2 separate regions of the Homo sapiens genome follow, and region 1 is linked to region 2. A link is a contact called in ENCODE Hi-C or POLR2A ChIA-PET data. All regions are on one chromosome and are shown on one strand. The core of a region is the stretch at or near the end of the contact, and the rest is flanking DNA. Distances in the headings are between cores, read along the strand shown.

Region 1 (3,030 bases), core at 194-2,693, 34 kb before region 2:
AAGCTTGATAGTGTGGAATATTACTGGCTTTATTTTAACTTGAATGCTTTCTATTTTCTTAATTATCATGATTGTTTTTATTAAAGAAAAAACTTAGTTTAATAAAATAAATTAAATTTTGTTAAATTTTGATCCATTACAAAAATATTTTATACTTTTTAATGAATATGCATAGAAAGTGTCATGTAAACATTTTAAGAAATGGATTAATTTTTTGTATTGTTTCTGATTAAATGATTATGGAAACTATAACAAAGAAATCAATTCTTCCTCTGCTTTAATTTTCTGACCAGGCACTTCTAGGAATTCTTATATAGGGATTCTTAAAGTTGATTGCTTTCAGCTAGAAAATGGAAAAGTCTCTGAAACTAAATGACTTTATAACTTGAAAAATGTTTAAAGACTCAAAGAGCTGTGATTTTTAAAATTTCTTCTCGTGTTTGGCTCCAAAGCAAATGCACACAAAACTTCCAAAATCTAAAGAAACAGGGAAAAGACCAATTTATAAATTAAAATTGGTCGATGTCCATTAATCAGTCTAGAAATGAGCTGATAAGTGATAGGACTAGTTAAAATTAAATCATATCAGAATATGTGGAAAATTCTAAACTTTACTGTGGGGAGGAAGTGGGGCAGGAAGTAGACTCAAATGGTAAAGTTGCCCTTAATTATTGGTTCTGCAATCTAAATGTGTCTATTTATTTTTGTAGACACCTATTCTTTCATTAAGCAGAAATTTATTGATCATCTGTATTATATAAAACATTGCATTAGTTGTCAGTTTAAGTAACACCCGATCTAGTTCCAGCTTAAATGTATAGGAATTGATGAAACTTTACTCTATAAATGCTTAAATTTTTGAATACTTTGACTAAGATCATGCAAAAATATGTATATATATTTTTTGCACTATATATATAGTGCAAAATATGTATATATATTTTTTGCACTATATATAGTGCAAAATATGTATATATGTATTTTGCAGTATATATATAGTGCAAAATATATATAGTGCAAAAAAGATATATATATTATATATATAATATATATTATATATATAATATATATATATATATATACCAGTAAAAAAGCTAGTGATGCTCAGTGATTCTATTTGCTGGGTGGGCATGATATTCCTTGTCCTCCACGTCTCATCCATTGAACTGTAATTTACAAACCTTCTCATTAGCTTGGACCATTTTGGCAAGGATTTGATTTGGCAGCTTCACATACAGCCTTTTTCCGCCCTTGAAAATATAATAGAGCACTCTGTAGCCATAACGTTACCAGCTTTCACAACCCACATGAAATACGCGAGTACAAATGTAAACAAGGTGGAAGGAGCTGGAAGGGCAGGGGAGTGAGTATTGGGAAGAGCGTATCCCTGGGTTTCCTCTGTTGTTCAGAAGCGCAGGCACAGGAAAGAGCCTCAGGCAGTGTGGAGACGGAGGGAGGGTGCCAGTTGGCCTCACAGTTCAAGTGTGGAGTCAGAGGGTTCGTGGAGATCTACATCCTCTGGAATCCCACAGCTCATTATGCAGTCCCCTCACGTGGCTTTCCTTATGCTCTGTTTTCCTCATTTCAGTGTGAAGGAAACCAACGCTAAAAATGTGTGCTGCATATCACATAAACTTTATTTCTTCCTGATTTATGCTCTTTTCTCTCTGAGGAAGATGGAATGTGGCTTGGTTCTCTGATTCATTTCCCTTAAACTCTCTGTTCTCTGCCAGGTTAACCCCGGGAAGGGTCATGACAGGTGCAGCTACACTGGTTCATGTTATTCTGTACCTTGTCACCTTCATTTCCCTTTTGAGTCGTGTTTTGTTGGTTCCACTTTAAATTATGAAATGGATTGCTCCCTGGAGTGCATGACATCATTAACTTTTAATGGATGTGACATGGAAATTAAATGCTTTTAAACCCTTCTGAAACGTAGTCAGACAGATCCGTTACCACATTGAATCCATTTCTAGTAAAACATTTAATTTAAAAATTTGTAGCAATGTGTCAGTAAATGGCAGGCTTCCAGCTAGTTCTTGTGGAAACCACACATTTTGGGGGGTAAAAAATGTGTGGACAGTAATACAAGATGCTCTTGTCAACCTGATCATCCTCCAGTTGTATACAACATACTCACATCTGGTTCTGGAGGATAGAAAATGGTATCTCTTTTCCTTTTTCATAGCTCTAACATCTGGCGGAGTATCTAGGGTACAGTGGGTGCCTAGTAAATGTTGACTGTAAGAATGAACTACTAAATGATTGAACATATAAATTTGAATACTCACTTATAGATGACTGAAATGATAAAAGATTCTCTTTTTTCATATTCTCAAGGTAAGCACTGTAAAATGATAAAGTGTTTTCTTCTTCCAGAGAATGAGAACACACAGTTGAATATTTGCCATCTCTCTGGTCTCTCTGGATAAAACCTCCTCTGGCTACCTCTCTGATTTAATCTCCTGCTGCTTCCACCCCAACCCCTTAACAGTTCCAGGTCCCCCCACCTCTATCCTATTCCCTGTAAATATGCCAAAGACTTTCACACCCAGAGCCTTTGTCCTCCAGTTCTCCTGTCTGGGATGCCCTTCCTTCACTATCTCCCTGCCATGCTTCCTGGCTTCAATGAGGGCTCTGGTCAACCGTAACCTCAAAGACGTCATCTTTAATCATCCTAATTAAAAAGCACACTTTTCCAATCCTCTTCTTGCCAGTAGTGTTGCCATGTGACATCATATATATTTATTTGCTTATTTTCTGCCCTTCCGCTAGGGTATTCACACCATGAGAACAAGAACTTGTCTATTTTCTTCATTGTGTATCCTCCCTCAGTGTCCAGAAGAGTGCCTGTCAATAAATATTTGGAAAATGAATAAACAAATTTAGAACATATTTGGCTAGCAAGAGGTTTAATTGGAAGGTAGAGCCTATGGTGGAAAGAAAATTAGCTTGGGGTGAAAAGGATTCAGTTCTATAATGTCACTTACTAATGGAGACCTTGGACAAATTATTTGACTTCACTAAGTC
Region 2 (3,132 bases), core at 447-2,946:
AACATCCCAGCCTATCCATTGTTGCAAAGAAACTGGGAGAGACATGGAATGACACTGCTGCAGATGACAGGCAGCCTTATAAAAAGAAGGATGCAAGGCTGAAGGAAAAATACCCAAAGAATATTGCTGCACAGTAAGCTAAAGGAAAGACTGATGTAGCCAAAAAAAAAGGGAGTAAGAACAAGAAGGAAGAGGAGGAAGATGAAAAAAAGATGAAGAAGATGAAGATGAAGAAGAGGGAGAAGAAGAAGGAAGAAGGAGGAGGAGGAAGAGGAGAAGGAGGAGGAGGAGGAGATAATGACAATGTTAATAAGTTGGTTCTAGTGCAGTGTTTTTCTTGTCTTAAAAGCATTTAACCCCCCTGTACACAACTGACTACTTTTTAAAGAAACAAATTGAAATGTAAGTCTGTATAAAATTTGTTTTTAAATTGTACAGTGTCTTTTTTTATATAGTTAACACACTATCCAATGTGTCTTTAGATAGCCCTGTCCAGGTAGTATTTTCAATAGCCACTAACCTTACCTGGCACAGTATGGGGGTTGCAAATTGGCATGGAAATTTAAACAGGTTCTTTCTGGTGCACTGCACAAATTAGTTATATGTGGAGATGGTAGTTCTTTCATCTTCAGTTGTCTCTGATGCAGTTTATACAAAATAATTGTTGTTTTGATAACTGAATACAACTCTATAATTGTAAAAAAAAAAAAACAGTTGCAGCCATGTTGTTGACATTTTGAATGCTTCTAAGTAAATACAATTTAAAAATTATTTTGGCTTAAGCCAGTTATTTATTAACAGAAATTTACTATGTTAACCCATGGGTTTTAAGAATTATTGAAAATAAAGGAATTAAATTTTTAAAAGACAAGCTAAGCTTATTGCCTTTCTTTTTTCAAGAAAGGTTAGCTAACAAGTCATCTTTAGTTGTAAATAGGGAAAAAGCACTCTTGCCATTCACCATGTACCACATACCATACCGTGTTTGCATTTTTTATAGTAGAATGTATGGGTTTGGGGGGGTTTTTGGTCATTTTTTGTTTTTTTTTTTTTTTTAGATGGACTCTTGCTCTGTCACCCAGGCTGGAGTGTGGTGGCACAATCATAGCTCACTGCAGCCCCAAATTCCTAGGCTTAAGTGATCCTCTGCCTTAGCCTCCCAAGTAGTTGGGACTACAAGCAAGTTCTACCATATCTGGCTAATTTTTTTTTAATTTGTAGAGACAGGGTCTCACTATGTTGAGCAGGCTGGTTTTCAACTCCTGGTCTCAAATGATCCTCCTTTCTCAGCCTCCTAAAATGTTGAGATTACATACTAATTACATAGTAGACATTTGTAATAAGAATTTTAAGTCTAATTGGATAAGGTTTTAAAAATCCAGAAGAAATTTTAATTTAAAAAAAAAAAGAAAAACTAAAGTTTGCGCTACTCATACTATTGACTTACATTCAAGTTGATATCCTTAGTGGGAGGAGAACCACACAAAATGAGTGGGCTGATAATATTAGCCAAAATAAACATATCCATAGAAAACTATCATTCTATCTCCAAAAGAGTATTAATAGTATTTTTAGTTTATTATGTCTGCAACTTACTGATCATGCTGATATACTGGAAGTTCAGCAATAATTTTTTGTCAAGGATTCTTTAAGACCCAAAAGCTATTGAGAAATCTTGGTCTAAGGAGAAGAAAAGAGAGCCGAAGATTGAAGCTTGAAGAAGTCCAGCGTTTCAGATCAGATGAGGAGCACTGGCTGGTAAATGAAGAAGGAGAAGGAGCAACTGAAGAGGCAGTAGACAATCCAAACGGATCTAGTATCATGGAAACCAAGTCAGTGGAGGATCTACTGGAGTGGCATGGTCAGCTTTGTTGTGCTTTGATAAGAGGGTAAGTGATAAGAAACTTATTAATGTTTGTCGAACTTAGCTTCAGGGAGATGATTGATAACTTTGGTTTAGCCCTTTCAGAGGAAGATTAATTAATGAATGAGAGCTAAGGAAATGGAGCTGTTGAGTAAAGACAAGTGTTGCCTTGCTGTGCTACTTCTTATGCACAGGTAAAGATGGAAAGGATTAGGGTGGTAACAGGAGGGGAAAATAGGATAAAGAGATGTTTATAAATTAAAAGACTTCCATATGTTTAAATGCTGATGAGGAAAATCCAGTAGAAAGAGAGAAGGAGAAGATATAGAAGAGAAGGAGGATGATAAAAACATGATAAGAAAGAAGTGGGCTTCTGATGTTGGTAAGAGGATTGGCCCAATGGCAAGGAGTGTCACCTCCAACCAAAATGGGAGGGGGAAACAATGGGTACAGAGGCAGGTAGGCTTGTCGTTAGGAAGGTACTTTAAGTTTAGCCTGCTTGGAATCCCATCATTTTAGTTTTTAATTCTGTGCCCTCTCCATTACATACAATTCCTTGAATGTAAACTAAAACAAGAGGGTTTAAAATAACAGCATTTTGCATATTCATCTCTCCTTGCTTTCCTTTTTTATGCCTTCCACTACCTTGCCTGTGCTCCCCCATCCCCAGTGGGACCAACAACAAGGAGCTCTCTTGTTTACTGAGTAGGGTCAATAATTCAAAGCCCTTTGTGGACTTGTATAATGGTGAACGTTTTTGCCAGGAATCATACCATAATTGGGCTTTGAATAAGAACAGAGTCCATATGCCACTACTCTTTTCAGGCATTAAATCAAAAAGAACGGGGGAAAAAACTCTGAATTCAAGCACATAACATGTCACCTCTCCTACATCATGTCAGTGTATACTGTGAATGCTATGAAATTTAGGAGGTTTCTGGTAAGGAAAATTATTTGTGCTTTTGAAAGAGAGTAGGTAGAAATACGGGAAGTTAAAGATTAATTACTTCTTCCAAGCAGGAACAAAACTGGGCTACTGTTCAACTTCTCACTTCAGTTTTGATTCTAAATTAGCTTTAAAAATCACAACAAAATGGACAAATAAGTAATTCTTGATGATACGGCACGGCGCAAGGATGAAGAAATCATTTATTACTTTGGATGCTTCATGCAGAAAACAAACTCTTCTAAATGAGACCTTGCATCAGGGAAATAACTTCATTATACTGAAATATTTTCATTGTATATTTCATTATATAGAAATATTT

What was found. A loop is a pair of places that touch in the nucleus more often than their neighbours do. ChIA-PET counts read pairs that join two places held with the same protein, here RNA polymerase II (POLR2A). Pooled maps may share reads with other maps.
Region 1: a map of endothelial cell of umbilical vein shows a loop between it and region 2 (1.9-fold over the local background). The contact joins the enhancer-like site here to the promoter of LINC02524 in region 2. A Hi-C loop is called at or near these places in 1 of 168 maps with a recorded cell type or tissue (endothelial cell of umbilical vein), 8 of 37 single-sample maps with no recorded cell type and 9 of 50 pooled maps. POLR2A ChIA-PET finds 5 or more read pairs at or near these places in 3 of 52 experiments (PC-9, activated T-cell and activated naive CD8-positive, alpha-beta T cell).

Annotation. Positions count from the first base shown.
Region 1 is chr6:135,666,729-135,669,758 of GRCh38, reverse strand. All of the region lies in intron 3 of AHI1-DT (AHI1 divergent transcript), which reads right to left. Among named protein-coding and RNA genes, the nearest start is that of LINC02524, 34 kb to the right of the region's middle. Within about 2 kb of position 1,443, at least 3 of the 41 ENCODE cell types and tissues checked have a DNase peak (open chromatin) inside an H3K27ac peak, as active enhancers do.
Region 2 is chr6:135,633,245-135,636,376 of GRCh38, reverse strand. LINC02524 (long intergenic non-protein coding RNA 2524) reads left to right here and starts at 1,696. Exons shown (of 3, transcript NR_183501.1): 1 at 1,696-1,889. All of the region lies in intron 2 of AHI1-DT (AHI1 divergent transcript), which reads right to left. It also overlaps the pseudogene HMGB1P17.